Regions from separate parts of the Homo sapiens genome. Here regions 2 and 3 are each linked to region 1. The links are chromatin contacts, found by Hi-C or POLR2A ChIA-PET in ENCODE. All regions are on one chromosome and are shown on one strand. Each heading gives the region's core, a stretch centred on a gene start or an enhancer-like site at or near the end of the contact. The rest is flanking DNA. Distances are from core to core; before and after follow the strand shown.

Region 1 (4,382 bases), core at 1,470-3,969:
CTAATATTTAACATAACAAAATTGAAATTAAAATATCAGTTTATCTGCGAGTAGAAATGGATTTTAAGGGAGTAAAGTGCAAAGAGAGGGACAGGTTAGAAGGCGACTTCAGTTATCCAGGTAAGAAAGTGGGACATGCAAGGAACTACTACACCAGTCGCTACGGTAACTATAGCCTCTTCTCAGGTCTCGTAAAGTGCTGCAGCCAGTCCTTTTGATATATCCACCCTTCCCAATTCCAAGAACTTGCTTCTCAGACATGTTTTGCTCTCCATTGCCTACAGAGCAAAGTCTATATTCCTTACCCTGGCATTCAAGCCCTGACATACTGTGGGCCAGACTCCCGCTTCAAACGTACTAAATCCTGACTTCAACCTTCCAAAAGATAGCACTTTCTTCTCCCACCCTCTCCTCCATTTAATCAACACTTGCCCAGCCCTCCAGACCTCCCCTCAAAGTCTTCCCTAACCACCCTGTTCCTTAGTGACCCCAATTCCTCTAAGTTCTTTCTATACTTAGGACATGGACCAGCTCTCAAAGAACAACCCCAGGTTCTTTTTTTTGAGACGTTGTTTCACTCTTGTTGCCCAGGCTGGAGTGTGATGGCGCGATCTCAGCTCACTGCAACCTCCGCCTCCCAGGTTCAAGCCATTCTCCTGTCTCAGCCTCCCGAGTAGCTGGGATTACAGGCGCATGCCACCACGTCCGGCTAATTTTTGTATTTTTAGTAGAGACAGTTTAATCATATTGGTCAGGCTGGTCTTGAACTCCTGTCCTCAGGTGATCTGCCCACCTCAGCCTCCCAAAGTGCTGGGATTACAGGCGTGAGCCACTGTGCCCGGCCCAACCCCAGGTTCTTTTCAAGCCATCATACTGCAGAGCAACTCTGTGTCATGACTATGTTATGATATGTATATGGTTGTGTTATGGTCTATGTTACGGATTAGCCTCAAGGAATAGCTATGTCATTTCTGCAAACTAAACTGACTAAACTGCAAGCTATTAGAAGGTAGGGCCAGTGCCACTTTTTTTCTTTTCTTTTTTTTTTTAGTAGTGACAGGGTTTCATCATATTGCCCAGGCTGGTCTTGAACTCCTGGCCTCAAGTGATCCTCCCACCTCACCTCAGCCTCCCAAAGAGCTAGGATTACAGGCTTGTGCCACCACACCAGTCCTTTATTTGAAAGAAAAAAAAAAAAAAGGCTGGGCACGGTGGCTCACACCTGTAATCCCAGCACTTTGGGAGGCCAAGGCAGATGGATTGCTTGAGGTCAGGAGTTCGAGACCAGCCTGGCCAACATGGTGAAACCCTGTCTCTACGAAAATACAAAAATTAGCCAGGCCTGGTGGTGGGTGCCTGTAATCCCAGCTACTCGGGAGGCTGAGGCAGGAGAATTGCTTTAACCCAGGAGGCAAAGGTTGCAGTGAGCTGAGATCGAGCCATTGTACTCCAGCCTGGGTGACAGAGTGAGACTCAGTCTCAAAAAAACAAAAAAATTAAAAAGTAGGCAGTGTGCAGTGGTTCATGCCTGTAATCAAAGGCGGGAGGATCACTTGAGCCCAGGAGTTGCGACCAGCCTGGACAACGTAGTGACATACTATCTCAAAAAAGAAAGAAAATACAAAAAATAAAAATAAAGCAAGAAGAAGAAAACCACCCAAAGGTATTAGCTGCTCTGGGTGGACCCCTCTGGTCACCACCATCCACCTATACTCTTAAGTCAATTCAATGTTCACACAACACACAGGACACATTTGTGATTCAGGGCGTCTTCGCCAGCTGTTACCTATGGTAAGAACTGCATGGTTCACTCCCTTACCTTCTTCAAGGCTTTATTCAATTGCCACTTTCTCAGTGATCTTCCCTGATCACTCAATTTAAAACTGCCCTCCTGCCCTCCTGACACCCTTCACCCAGTCTTTTTTCCACGGCACTTACTACTTTCTTTTTATTTATTTTTTTTGAGACGGAGTCTCGCTCTGTCGCCCAGGCTGGAGTGCAGTGGCGCGATCTCTGCTCACTGCAAGCTCCGCCTCCCGGGTTCACACCACTCTCCTGCCTCAGCCTCCCGAGTAGCTGGGAATACAGGCGCCTGCCACCACGCCCGGCTAATTTTTTGTATTTTTAGTAGAGACAGGGTTTCACCGTGTTAGCCAGGATGGTTTCGATCTCCTGACCTCGTGATCCACCCGCCTCAGCCTCCCAAAGTGCTGGGATTATAGGCGTGAGCCACGGCTCCCGGCCGGTACTTACTACTTTCGAACACGATTTCATGAATTACCTGAGGCTTATTGCCCGACTCCCCGCACTAGCTTGGAAGCTCCACGAGGGCAGGGAGTTTCATCTGTTCACCGATGGATCCCCAGTCCCTAACCCAAAAGCCCCAGCACGTCTCTTCCTACCCGCCCCGGCCTCCTGGCTCGGTCTTCCCGGGACACATCGCCCTTCCCAACACACGCGGTCACCGCGATCCACAGACCCCGTCCCCCGCCCGCCACGTGATTCCTTCTCCAGCCTCTCAGAGGTCGCAGACCAGACCTCTCCGGGCACGTCCCTCCCCGACGCGTCGCCGGGCTGCGCTGGAGCCGCTCACCGTCCGGGTCCTTCTCGTGGTAGCAGTGGTAGTTGCACTCCACCTCCATGTTCTCCAAAAAGGACTTGACCTGCTCCTCATCCTGGAAGTCCACCATGCCGGCCATGGTTCGCGCCGGCCCAAAGACGGTCACGTGAGCCGGCGGAGGGGGCGGGGCGGGGCGTGGGGCTGACGCCGACGCCAACCGCGGCGCTCTCCCGGGATCCCGGGGCGAGCCAAGCGAGCCTGTGCTTCCCAGCAGCCATCGCGCCGTTAAGGGCGCTGGCAGCCACGCTTCCAGGGCTACCGCCTTCCTGAAACTGGGGGCTGTCTCTCTGCAGCACCTTACCTATGCTCGCTTTGTAGCCTTAGTGATTTTCCACCTGCAGTCATTTATCTATGTATAATCCCTAAGCGCCTACTGTGTGCCTCACCAGTGCATTGTTCTAGGGATATGACAGCTAGGAATATGGTCCCTGCCTTCAAAGAACTTGGAGTTCAATAGGAAGACATTCGCTTATCCATTCAGCAAGCATTTAGAGGAGCTTCTATATGTGCCAGGTGTAGCTGGACAAAGTGCAGTGAGCAGTCTGATTCATCTGTCTTCTTCCCAGACCTGTCTTGGCCACCAACATGAATTACCTAAGCAATGAATGGCTATGGGAGATGTTGACTGGCACACAGTAGCAGTGAAGGGTGTAGCAACGTCACTGTTATAACACCTAGTACTCAAACAGTGCTGAACTTTGTTCCAGGCTCTAAATGCTTTATATGAATTAACTCATTTAATTCTCATTATATATCATGTCACTGTAAAAACACTCACAGTGACACTGTGGGTAGGTATTATTATTATCCCCATTCTACAGATAAGAAAACTAAAGTACAGAGAAATTAAGTAGTTTGTCCAAGGTCACACAGTAAGTGAGGGAGTTGGTATGCAATAATAATTTTTTTTAAAAAAATAAAAGAATGAATGAGGCCGGGCGCGGTGGTTCACGCCTGTAATCCCAGCACTTTGGGAGGCCGAGGTGGGTGGATCACCTGAGGTCAAGAGTTCGAGACCAGCCTGGCCAACCTGGTGAAACTCTGTCTCTACTAACAATACAAAATTAGCAGGGGTCTCTACTAAAAATACAAAATTACAGGGAGCACACCTGTAATCCTAGCTCTTTGGGAGGCTCAGGCAGGAGAATTGCTTTAACCTGGGAGGTGGAGGTTGCAGTGAGCCGAAATTGTGCCATTGCATTCCAGCCTGGGCGACAAGAGCGAAAAAGAATGAATGAGGTAGAAAAGGAACATGTCAAGGAGATGGGGAGGAGGAGAGGAAATTTACCTACATTTTGCTTTGTTTTCCTGCTCCTGTTCCTGCTAAGAATCATCAGTTCCATAAAGCTTAGATGGAAAGTTCTCCTAAGACAGCCACTTCCTATTCGTCTTTTTTTTTTTTTTTTTTGAGACGGAGTTTCGTTCTTGTTGCCCAGGCTGAAGTGCAATAGCGCGGTCTCAGCTTACTGCAACCTCCGCCTCCCAGGTTCAAGCGATTCTCTTGCCTCAGCCTCCCGAGTAGCTGGGCTTACAGGTGCCCACCACCACGCCCGGCTAATTTTTTTTGTATTTTTAGTAGAGACAGGGTTTCACTATATTGGCCAGGCTGGTCTTGAACTCCTGACCTCAGGTGGTCCGCTGGCCTCGGCCTCCCAAAGTGCTGGGATTACAGGCGTGAGCCACCACACCCGGCTGACTTCCCATTCATCTTTGAATTCCATCCAGCCCTACTTTTGAATTCTCAATGGAGCTAAATCCATGG
Region 2 (4,373 bases), core at 1,105-3,604, 140 kb after region 1:
TAGCTGGGATTACAGGGATGCGCCACCATGCCCAGGTAATTTTTTTGTGTATTTTTAGTAGAGATTGGGTTTCACTATGTTGGCCAGGCTGGTCTTGAACTCCTGACTTCAGGCGATCCACCCATCTCGGCCTCCCATAGTGCTGGGATTACAGGCATGAGCCACCGTGCCTGGCCTCATGTGTTACGTTTTAAATTAATTGGTTTAATAATAAGAGCTTAAATAAAATATTTTGTCAGAAAAGTGAAAAACATAATGCCTTTTATTTAGTTCATGTGACTTGGGTAATCTTTGGGAAATAAAGATGGGTTTAAAGATTATTGATAAAATACAAATGTCTTCAAAATGTAAACATGTGGTCAAAATTATGTTCAAATATTAGGTTTGCTAAATGCTTTAAGGTCATAAACTGCTTCCTTGGCTTTTGAAAATTGTTTAACTTGCCTGTTTTCTAGCTCGGTAAGGCCTGGGACATATGCAGTTGGCCACACCTCTAGATATGCTGGAAATAGTCAAACCTTATGAGAACATAACTTACCAGGTTCTATATTAAAGTTAAAATTGCTGAAATTCACACTTCAGCTGTAATAGGAAATATCCTCTCCATTGGGCAAAAGCCGAGGAAATGACTGTAACTTTCCTTCATCCTCGTCATTTACATAGGGCATACCCCAAGTAGAGGGTATTTAAACTCCCAAAAATTCTGTAACGGGGTCTTTGAGCCCCAGTGCTCGGGCCCACTCCCACATTGTGGCATTGTGGAGTGTACTTTCATTTTCAATAAATCCCTTCATTCCTTCCTTGTTTGTGCGTTTTGTCCAATTCTTTGTTCAAGACACCAAGAACATGAACACCCTCCACCGTTAACAAAAGCATATTGGCGGGGGCACGGTGGCTCACGCCTGTAATCCCAACATTTTGAGACGCCGAGGCGTGCGGATCACCAGGTCAGGAGATCTAGACCATCCTGGCCAACATGGTGAAACGCTGTCTCTACTAAAAATACAAAAATTAGCCGGGTGTGGTGGCGCGCGCCTGGAGTCCCAGCTGCTTGGGAGGCTGAGGCAGGAGAATCACTTGAACCCAGGAGGCGGAGGTTGCTGTGAGCTGAGATCGCGTCACTGCACTCCAGCCTGGGCAACAGAGCGAGACTCCGTCTAAAAAAAAAAAAAAAAAAAAAGCATATTGATTGGACTTGCAGTAAGAAAACTCAATTTTGACTCCCAGGTTGGCCACTCATCAGCTGGCCAAAAAACGTGTTGTCTATTCAACCTGTCAGTTCTTCAGTTTCCCTGTGAGAAAAATGGGGATGATACCTACAGCACAGGATTTTTTTTCTTCTTGTAGTAAGTGGATTAAATAAAAGAATAAATAAATGAAAGAAAAGCATTAGGCAAAGTACTTAAAAATAATTTTAACATCTGAATCCAATCCACTTATCAAGGACTTACTATGTAAAAAGCATTGTGATGTGTTTTACATACATTATTTAATCCTTACATTAAGTCTGTGAGATAAAGCATTCTCATTCTATTTTACTGATGAGGAAGTTGAGCTTCAGAGACATCAAGAATCTTGCTCCAGGTTCTCAAACACTAGATGGCTGAGCGGGCATTCTAATTCAGGATTCAAACTCCAAGGCTCATGCTCTTGAGAACTTTCCTTTTCCAAGGTATTGCTTTCTCTTAAATTAGCTAATGTGTACTAACTTGTGGAGTTTCTTTCCTGGAGAAAGTTAGAAGGGTCTCTCGGGGTTTCTTTCTTGGAGCAGGTTATAAGGGTCTTCTCGAGTACTTTTTAAGTAACAAGAAAGCTAAATAGATTTTTTGGTAGATACTTGCCAATATTTTGTATTCGTTTTATATTTGATTTATCCAGATACTCTAAGGAGTTGAAACAGAGAGGACCGTTAGAGAGGTGCTGTTGCCAGATTTTCAGGGGCAAAGTCTTTGAAATATATATTTTAATGTATGAAAGCTTTAAAAAATATATACATATATAGAAATAATGAATATGTGTGTGTGTGTGTGTGTGTGTGTGTGTGTGTGTGTGTGTACATGTATATATATATACAGTATTCCCCAAACCTACACAGCCGGTCCTCGGGGAATATCCTCTCAAGCCCTGAGGTGCAGGGCTGGGAAGGAGTGGGTGAGCGGCTGGGTCGTGGCAGGTTGGTCTGGGGAGGCTGGGGAGGCTGGGGAGGCGGGAGGAGAACGGTTGGCCCCGGCAGCGGCGTGTCGGAGGGCGGATGGGGCTAGGAGGCCGCCCGGGGGGTGGGGTCTGCGGCGGGCCGGCCCCCGCGTGCGCGTCGCCTCGCCGGGCATTTCAAAAGCTCGCCGGCAGGGCGCGGCGCTAGCTCCGTGTGCCTCGCAGGCGTGGTGGGCGCGTCCTGGCAGCCGCCCGCTTGGTTCTCGCGGGATCCGGGCTCCGGCTCGACGCCGGCTCTCTTTTTGACGCCCCGCCGCCGGGGTTGCCATGGTTCATTTCTTGCACCCGGGCCACACGCCCCGGAACATCGTCCCTCCTGACGCTCAGAAGGATGCCCTGGGCTGCTGCGTGGTACAGGTGAGCACCGGGGTGCGGGCGGCGACGCGGACCTCGGCGCCACGTCCAGCTCCGGCGAGCGCGGCGAGTCTCCTGGGACGCTGCCGAGGCACTTGCTGGGGAGTGTGGCCCGCGCGGGGCTGCGGTCTAGATGCCGAGCCCCTTCCAGGCGCAGGCGTCGCTGCGGAGGTGCGTTGTCGGGGGAGGCGGCCTGGGCGCCGCGGAGCGGGGGGTGCTTTTCTGCGCCCGGCGAAGCGCGTGGAACTTGCGCCCTGAGGCAGCGCGGCGAGAGCCCAGTCCCAGAGACCGGGGCGAGCCTCCTCAGGATTCCTCGCCCCAGTGCGGGCTGCTGTGAGCTTAGACGTAGGTGCAGGGCATGGCACTCGGCTTGGCCCGTAGTGGACGGTGTTTTTGCAGTCATGAACCCAAACGCCGCAAACCTTGACCGTTTCCCCACCCGTGTTGTGGACGCAGCGCCCCGCGGAGGCGGTGACCCTTTGGCCGTTACCACCTGAGGCCTTTGGGCCCGGGGCCGGGCGAGTAGCTTAGTCCGGCTGGGGGAACTGGAACCCGAAGTCTGAGATTCTTTCAGTTCCGCGCGTCCGCCCCCGTCCCCGTCCCGTCCCCAGCCTTTGCCGAATGCCTGTTACTCTTAGCTCTGGACAAAATGCAAACCCAAAGAATGTGTGTTTAGCGCCTGCTGTGTGTTAAGTGTCGCCTTTCTTTTCTTTCTTTCTTTTTTTTTTTTTTTTTGAGACGGAGTCTCGCTCTGTCACCAGGCTGGAGTGCAGTGGCGCGATCTGGGCCCACTGCAACCTCCGCCTCCGGGGTTCAAGCGATTCTTCTGCCTCAGCCTCCCGAGTAGGTGGGACTACAGGCGCGTGCCACCATGCCCGACTCATTTTTTGTATTTTTAGTAGAGACGGGGTTTCACCATGTTGGCCAGGATGGTTTCGAACTCCAGACCTCGTGATCTACCCGCCTCGGCCTCCCAGAGTGCTGGGATTACAGGCGTCAGCCACCGTGCCCGGCCAAGTGTCGCCTTTCTAAAGCAGTCTGGTAACCCCTAGTCTTTTGTAGGCTTTGCTAGGCTCCATTTTACCGATGTAGGGAAGTTGGGAGCTCTGAAATTTAGTTGACTTGCTCGTGAACTTGAATTTCACCTCAGGTGTTCAGACCTCTGGCCCCACTTTGGAAAAAACCCGCCAAGGGCCACCCTTGGGGAACTCGAGGGATTGAGTGGTGAAGGCTCGACCCAAAATTTATGGAGAGAAGGAAATGTTCTGATTAAGGTTGTGCTTTACATATTAACGCCTTGTTGGAAGACTTTGTGCCCTGCAGTGATCTAGCCTGTAATCTTTTGAACTCATTTAGAAAAGTTATATAATTTGTGGATTTGTAATTAATGGAAAACTTGGATTTTTTACGTGTGTGCTAGCATCGTCTCAAGCACATTTTTTCCTGCTTGGAATCGAAACAAGATTTCTTTACAAAAGTACTCACACCCATTTTCTCTGTCTAGTTCTGGGTATATCTCATTTTCTTTGTTAAGGATTTTATTTATTTTTAATTAATTATTTTAATTACACAAATATTGCATGAATACTTTTTTCCCTATGAAACATACATACAATTATTTCCATTTATGTCATTTTAATCTTCTCTTAGCAATGTTTTGTAGTTTTTAATATAAAAGTCTTTTCACATTTTGTTAAATTTGTTCCTGTTCTTGATACTATTGTAAATACTTTTTTTTTTTGAGACGGAGTCTCCCAAAGTGCTGGGATTACAGGCATGAGCCACCGTGCCCGGCCAGCAAATATTTT
Region 3 (4,527 bases), core at 1,809-4,308, 160 kb after region 1:
CTAGCTTTTCATTTGCTACAGCAGAAGGATATCCTGCCCAATGTTGTGTCATTGGATATTTCTGGGGGCAATTGCATCACTGATGAAGCTGTAGAACTGTTTATACGACTGCGGCCTGCCATGCAATTTGTGGGACTATTGGCCACGGATGCTGGCTCTTCTGACTTCTTTACTACAAAGCAAGGCTTGAGGGTTTGTTCTTATCTGAATAAGTTTTGTTTCATTTGTTTAGAACATTATTAAACTCGTGCTATAGACCAGACTTTTTACTAGGTATTAGGGTTACAGAGACAGATAAAAAAATCCTTAAAGAGCTTTTTTAATAATTAATGATTATTATGTACCTACTATGTGGAAGGTTGTGAGAATATTATTATTATTTTTTGAGATGGAGTAGTTTTGTATTTTTAATAGAGATTGGGTTTCTTCATGTTGGTCAGGCTGGTCTCGAACGCCTGACCTCAGGTGATCTGCTTGCCTCGGCTTCCCAAAGTGCTGGGATCATAGGCATGAGCCACTGTGCCTGGCCACACGTGAGAATATAATATTAAGATACAGGCTGGGCATGGTGGCTCACACCTGTAATCCCAGCACTTTGGGAGGCCAAGGCGGGCAGATCACTTGAGGTCAGGAGTCCGAGACCAGCCTGGCCAACATGGTGAAACCTGGTCTCTACTAAAAATACAAAAATTAGCCGGTGTGTTGGCGGGCGCCTGTAGTCCCAGCTACTTGGGAGGCTGAGGCAGGAGAATCACTTGAACCTGGGAGGTGGAGGTTGCACCACTGCACTCCAGCCTGGCCAAAAGCGAAACGCAGTCTCAAAAAAAAAAGAAGATATAGTGGGTTCAAGTGATTCTCCTGCCTCGGCTTCCCGAGTAGCTGGGACTACAGGCACGTGCCACCATGCCCAGCTAGTTTTTTATTTTTAGTAGAGACGGGGTTTCACCATGTTGGCCGGGCTGGTCTCGAACTCCTAACCTCAGGTGATCCGCCTGCCTCGGCCTCCCAAAGTGCTGGGATTATAGGCATGAACCACTGCGCCCGGCCCGATTATTATTATTATTTTTTTTTGGAGACTGAGTTGTGCTCTTGTTGCCCAGGGTGGAGTGCAATGGCGCAATCTCGGCTCACTGCAACCTTCGCCTCCCGGGTTCAAGCGATTCTCCTGCCTCAGCTTCCCGAATAGCTGGGATTACAGGTGTGCACCACCACACCTGGCTAATTTTTTGTATTTTTAGTAGAGGCAGAGTTTCACTATGTTGGTCAGGCTGGTCTCGAACTCCCAGACCTCAGGTGATCCACCTGCCTTGGGCTCCCAAAGTGCTGGGATTACAGGCATGAGCCACCATGCTTGGCCCAGAGCTGTTGTTTTAAAGTAACTCTTTCTTTATAATAATACCTCCTTAGTTCTTCCTAGGGGAAGAGAATAAAGTGATTTGTATACTCATTAGTTGTGTTAACATTTTATTCTTTTGATTTGAAGTTAGCAATTGTTGTATTTTAATTAATTAATTAATTAATTTTTTATTGAGACAGAGTCACTCTGTTGTTCAGGATGGAGTGCAGTGGCACAATCTTGGCTCACTGCAACCTCTGCTGTGAGCTGAGATCCCCAAATTTTTTTTGGGACAGTCGAGTCCTGCTCTGTCGCCCAGGCTGGAGTGCAGTGGTCCGATCTTGGCTCACCACCAAGGATTATCTCTTCCCCCCTTGGATAAACTTGGCATCTTTGTTGAAAATCGGGTGTCCGTATATGTGTGAGTCTGTTACTGGGCTCTTTATTTTTTATTTTTTTTGAGACGGAGTCTTGCTCTGTCGCCCAGGCTGGAGTGCAGTGACACGATCTCTGCTCACTGCAATCTCCGCCTCCCGGGTTCACGCCATTCTCCTGCCTCAGGCTCCAGAGTAGCTGGGACTATAGGCACCCACCACCACGCCTGGCTAATTTTTTGTATTTTTAGTAGAGATGGTGTTTCACCGTGTTAGCCAGGATAGTCTCGATCTCCTGACCTCGTGATCTGCCTGCCTCATCCTTCCAAAGTGCTAGGATTACAGGTGTGAGCCACCACGCCCAGCTGGGCTCTTTATTTTTATCTGTTTGTGTATTGCCTTTTTTTTTTTTTTTTTTTTTTTTTTTTGAGACAGAGTCTCGGTCTGTCACCCAGGCTGGAGTGCAGTGGTGTGATCTCGGCTCACTGCAACCTCTGCCTCCCGGGTTCAAGTGATTCTCCTGGCTCAGCCTCCCTAGTAGCTGGGACTATAGGCGTGCACCACCACGCCCATCTAATTTTTGTACTTTTAGTAGAGATGAGGATTTACCATGTTGGCCAGGCTGGTCTTGAACTCCTGACCTCAGGTGATCTGCCCACTTTGGCCTCCCAAAGTATTGGGATTACAGGCCTGAGCCATTGTGCCCCGGCCTACTGTCTTGATTACTATAACTTTATATGAAGTCTTGAAATTGGGTAATGTGACTTCTTCAACTGTTATTCTGTTTCATAATTGTTTTGGTTATTCTAGGTTCTTTGTATTTCCATATAAATCATAAAAGCAACTTGTCAATATCTACAAAAAGGACTACTGGTATTTTAGTTGGGATTGCATTAAATCTGTAGGTCAGTTTGAGGAAAATTGCCGTTTAATAACGTTGAGTCTCATGTTGTTTTAAAAAATAGAGGCGAGGTCTCACTATGTTGTCCAGGCTGGTCTCGTAGTCCTGGGCTCAAGCAACCCTTGAGCCTCAGACTCCCAAAGTGTTGGGATTACAGGCATTAGCCACCACGCCTGGCGCTAGTCTCCTGATTCTTGAATCCTGTATATCTCTGCATTTATTTAGATCTTTACTTTCTCTCAGCATATTTTGTCATGTAGCTGGGACTACAGGCGCCTGCCACCACGCCTGGCTAATTTTTGTAATTTTAGTAGAGATGGGGTTTCACCATATTGTTCAGGCTGGTCTCTACTCCTGACCTCGGGTGATTCACCTGCCTCAGCCTCACAAAGTGCTGGGATTACAGGCGTGAGCCACTGCGCCTGGCCAACACCTGGAACATTTAATTGAACATTTGTTGTTATTGTCTTAAACACTGGATGCCCCAAAAACCCTGTGGTTAAAAATGAATGGTGAAAAAATATGAATGGTGAAACCTGTTTGGTAACATCTTTATTTTCAGGTTGCTGGAGGAGCCAGTATGAGTCAGATTTCAGAAGCACTGAGCCGATACAGGAACAGATCATGTTTTGTGAAGGAAGCCCTCCACAGGCTGTTCACAGAGACATTTTCAATGGAGGTAACCATGCCTGCTATTTTAAAGGTAATTGAAGGAAGACAATTTTTACTATTACTTCTTAACTTGGTTCAATTAATAATTGTTCACGAACCACACTGAATATAATAAATTATATGCTTTATTCTATAGTGAGTCAAGTGCTCTCATAGAGCAAAGAATGTTAAGCTTAGCTGCCAAAGTGTCTTTTGCTTTGAGCATCTGGATTTATGTGGAATAAATTAGAATCAAAACAGTTAAAATTTGGTCTAAGTAAGGGAATAATAGGATCATGTGGCTTTCTGAAAGAAAACAAGTGCAGAACAAAATAAAAATAATTAAGGGTGGCCAAATCTACCACTTGAAGTATTTTGTGAATGACATAAAGTTGCTTTTATCGATATAGCCAAACTTAGCTTTGGTTTAGGGAAGGATGCGTTTTATTGTAAATGTAATTACAAGTATTAAGAGGCTTGGGAAAGAAAACTTCAGTTATTTATTTTTCTTTTATACATGTGTTTATTTGAAAATTGTTGTTTTTAGTGAAACATAACAATGAAAGGTCTTAAGAAAAACCTTGTCTTTATTTGTAATTTTTTGCAATTCCTTAAAAATGTGGATATTTTCCCAGCACTTTGGGAGGCCGAAGCGGGTGGATCACGAGGTCAAGAGATTGAGACCATCCTGGCCAACATGGTGAAACCCCGTCTCCACTAAAAACAATACAAAAATTTGGTGGGCGTGGTGGCGCACTCCTATAGTCCCAGCTACTTGGGAGACTGAGGCAGGAGAATCGCTGGAACTCGGGAGGTGGAGGTTGCAGTGAGCCGAGATTGTGCCATTGCACTCCCTCCTGGTGACAGAGCGAGACTCAAAAAAAAATATTTTTACAGCATGGGAGATTAACTTTATTTACAGCTCAAAAGCTGTATAAAGAAAAACTCTGGGTCAGCTGTGGTGGCTCATGCCTGTAATCCCACCACTTTGGTTGGGAGGCCGAGATGGGAGGATTTCCTGGGGCCAGGAGTTCAAGACTAGCCTGATCAACATTAGTAAGACCCTGTCTCTACAAAAATTTAGAAAAAGAAAAAAAATTAGCTTCTGGCTGGGCACCATGGCTCACGCCTGTAATCCCAGCACTTTTTGGGAGGCTGAGGTGGACAGATCACCTGAGGTCAGGAATTTGAACAGCCTGGCCAACATGGTAGAACCCCGTCTCTACTAAAAATACAAAAATTAGCCAGGCGTGGTGGCAGGTGCC

Evidence for each region. A loop is a pair of places that touch in the nucleus more often than their neighbours do. ChIA-PET counts read pairs that join two places held with the same protein, here RNA polymerase II (POLR2A). Pooled maps may share reads with other maps.
Region 2: a map of GM12878 shows a loop between it and region 1 (4-fold over the local background). The contact joins the promoter of ZYG11A here to the promoter of COA7 in region 1. A Hi-C loop is called at or near these places in 5 of 168 maps with a recorded cell type or tissue (B cell, GM12878, K562 and 2 more), 24 of 37 single-sample maps with no recorded cell type and 15 of 50 pooled maps. POLR2A ChIA-PET finds 5 or more read pairs at or near these places in 13 of 52 experiments (AG04450, B cell, GM12878 and 8 more).
Region 3: a loop to region 1 is called in a pooled map, with 4 times the contacts of the local background. The contact joins the enhancer-like site here to the promoter of COA7 in region 1. A Hi-C loop is called at or near these places in 4 of 37 single-sample maps with no recorded cell type and 4 of 50 pooled maps. POLR2A ChIA-PET finds 5 or more read pairs at or near these places in 4 of 52 experiments (A673, H1 and WTC11).

What each region holds. Positions count from the first base shown.
Region 1 is chr1:52,695,628-52,700,009 of GRCh38, forward strand. COA7 (cytochrome c oxidase assembly factor 7) reads right to left here and starts at 2,720. Exons shown (of 3, transcript NM_023077.3): 1 at 2,594-2,720. The coding sequence starts at 2,699. RefSeq lists a silencer at 2,700-2,839 and an enhancer at 2,890-2,949.
Region 2 is chr1:52,840,406-52,844,778 of GRCh38, forward strand. It overlaps ZYG11A (zyg-11 family member A, cell cycle regulator), which reads left to right and starts at 2,355. Exons shown (of 14, transcript NM_001004339.3): 1 at 2,355-2,568. The coding sequence starts at 2,479. RefSeq lists a silencer at 2,105-2,434 and an enhancer at 2,936-3,529.
Region 3 is chr1:52,857,558-52,862,084 of GRCh38, forward strand. ZYG11A (zyg-11 family member A, cell cycle regulator) reads left to right here. Exons shown (of 14, transcript NM_001004339.3): 3 at 1-192; 4 at 3,174-3,314. Among named protein-coding and RNA genes, the nearest start is that of ZYG11A, 17 kb to the left of the region's middle. Within about 2 kb of position 3,059, at least 3 of the 41 ENCODE cell types and tissues checked have a DNase peak (open chromatin) inside an H3K27ac peak, as active enhancers do.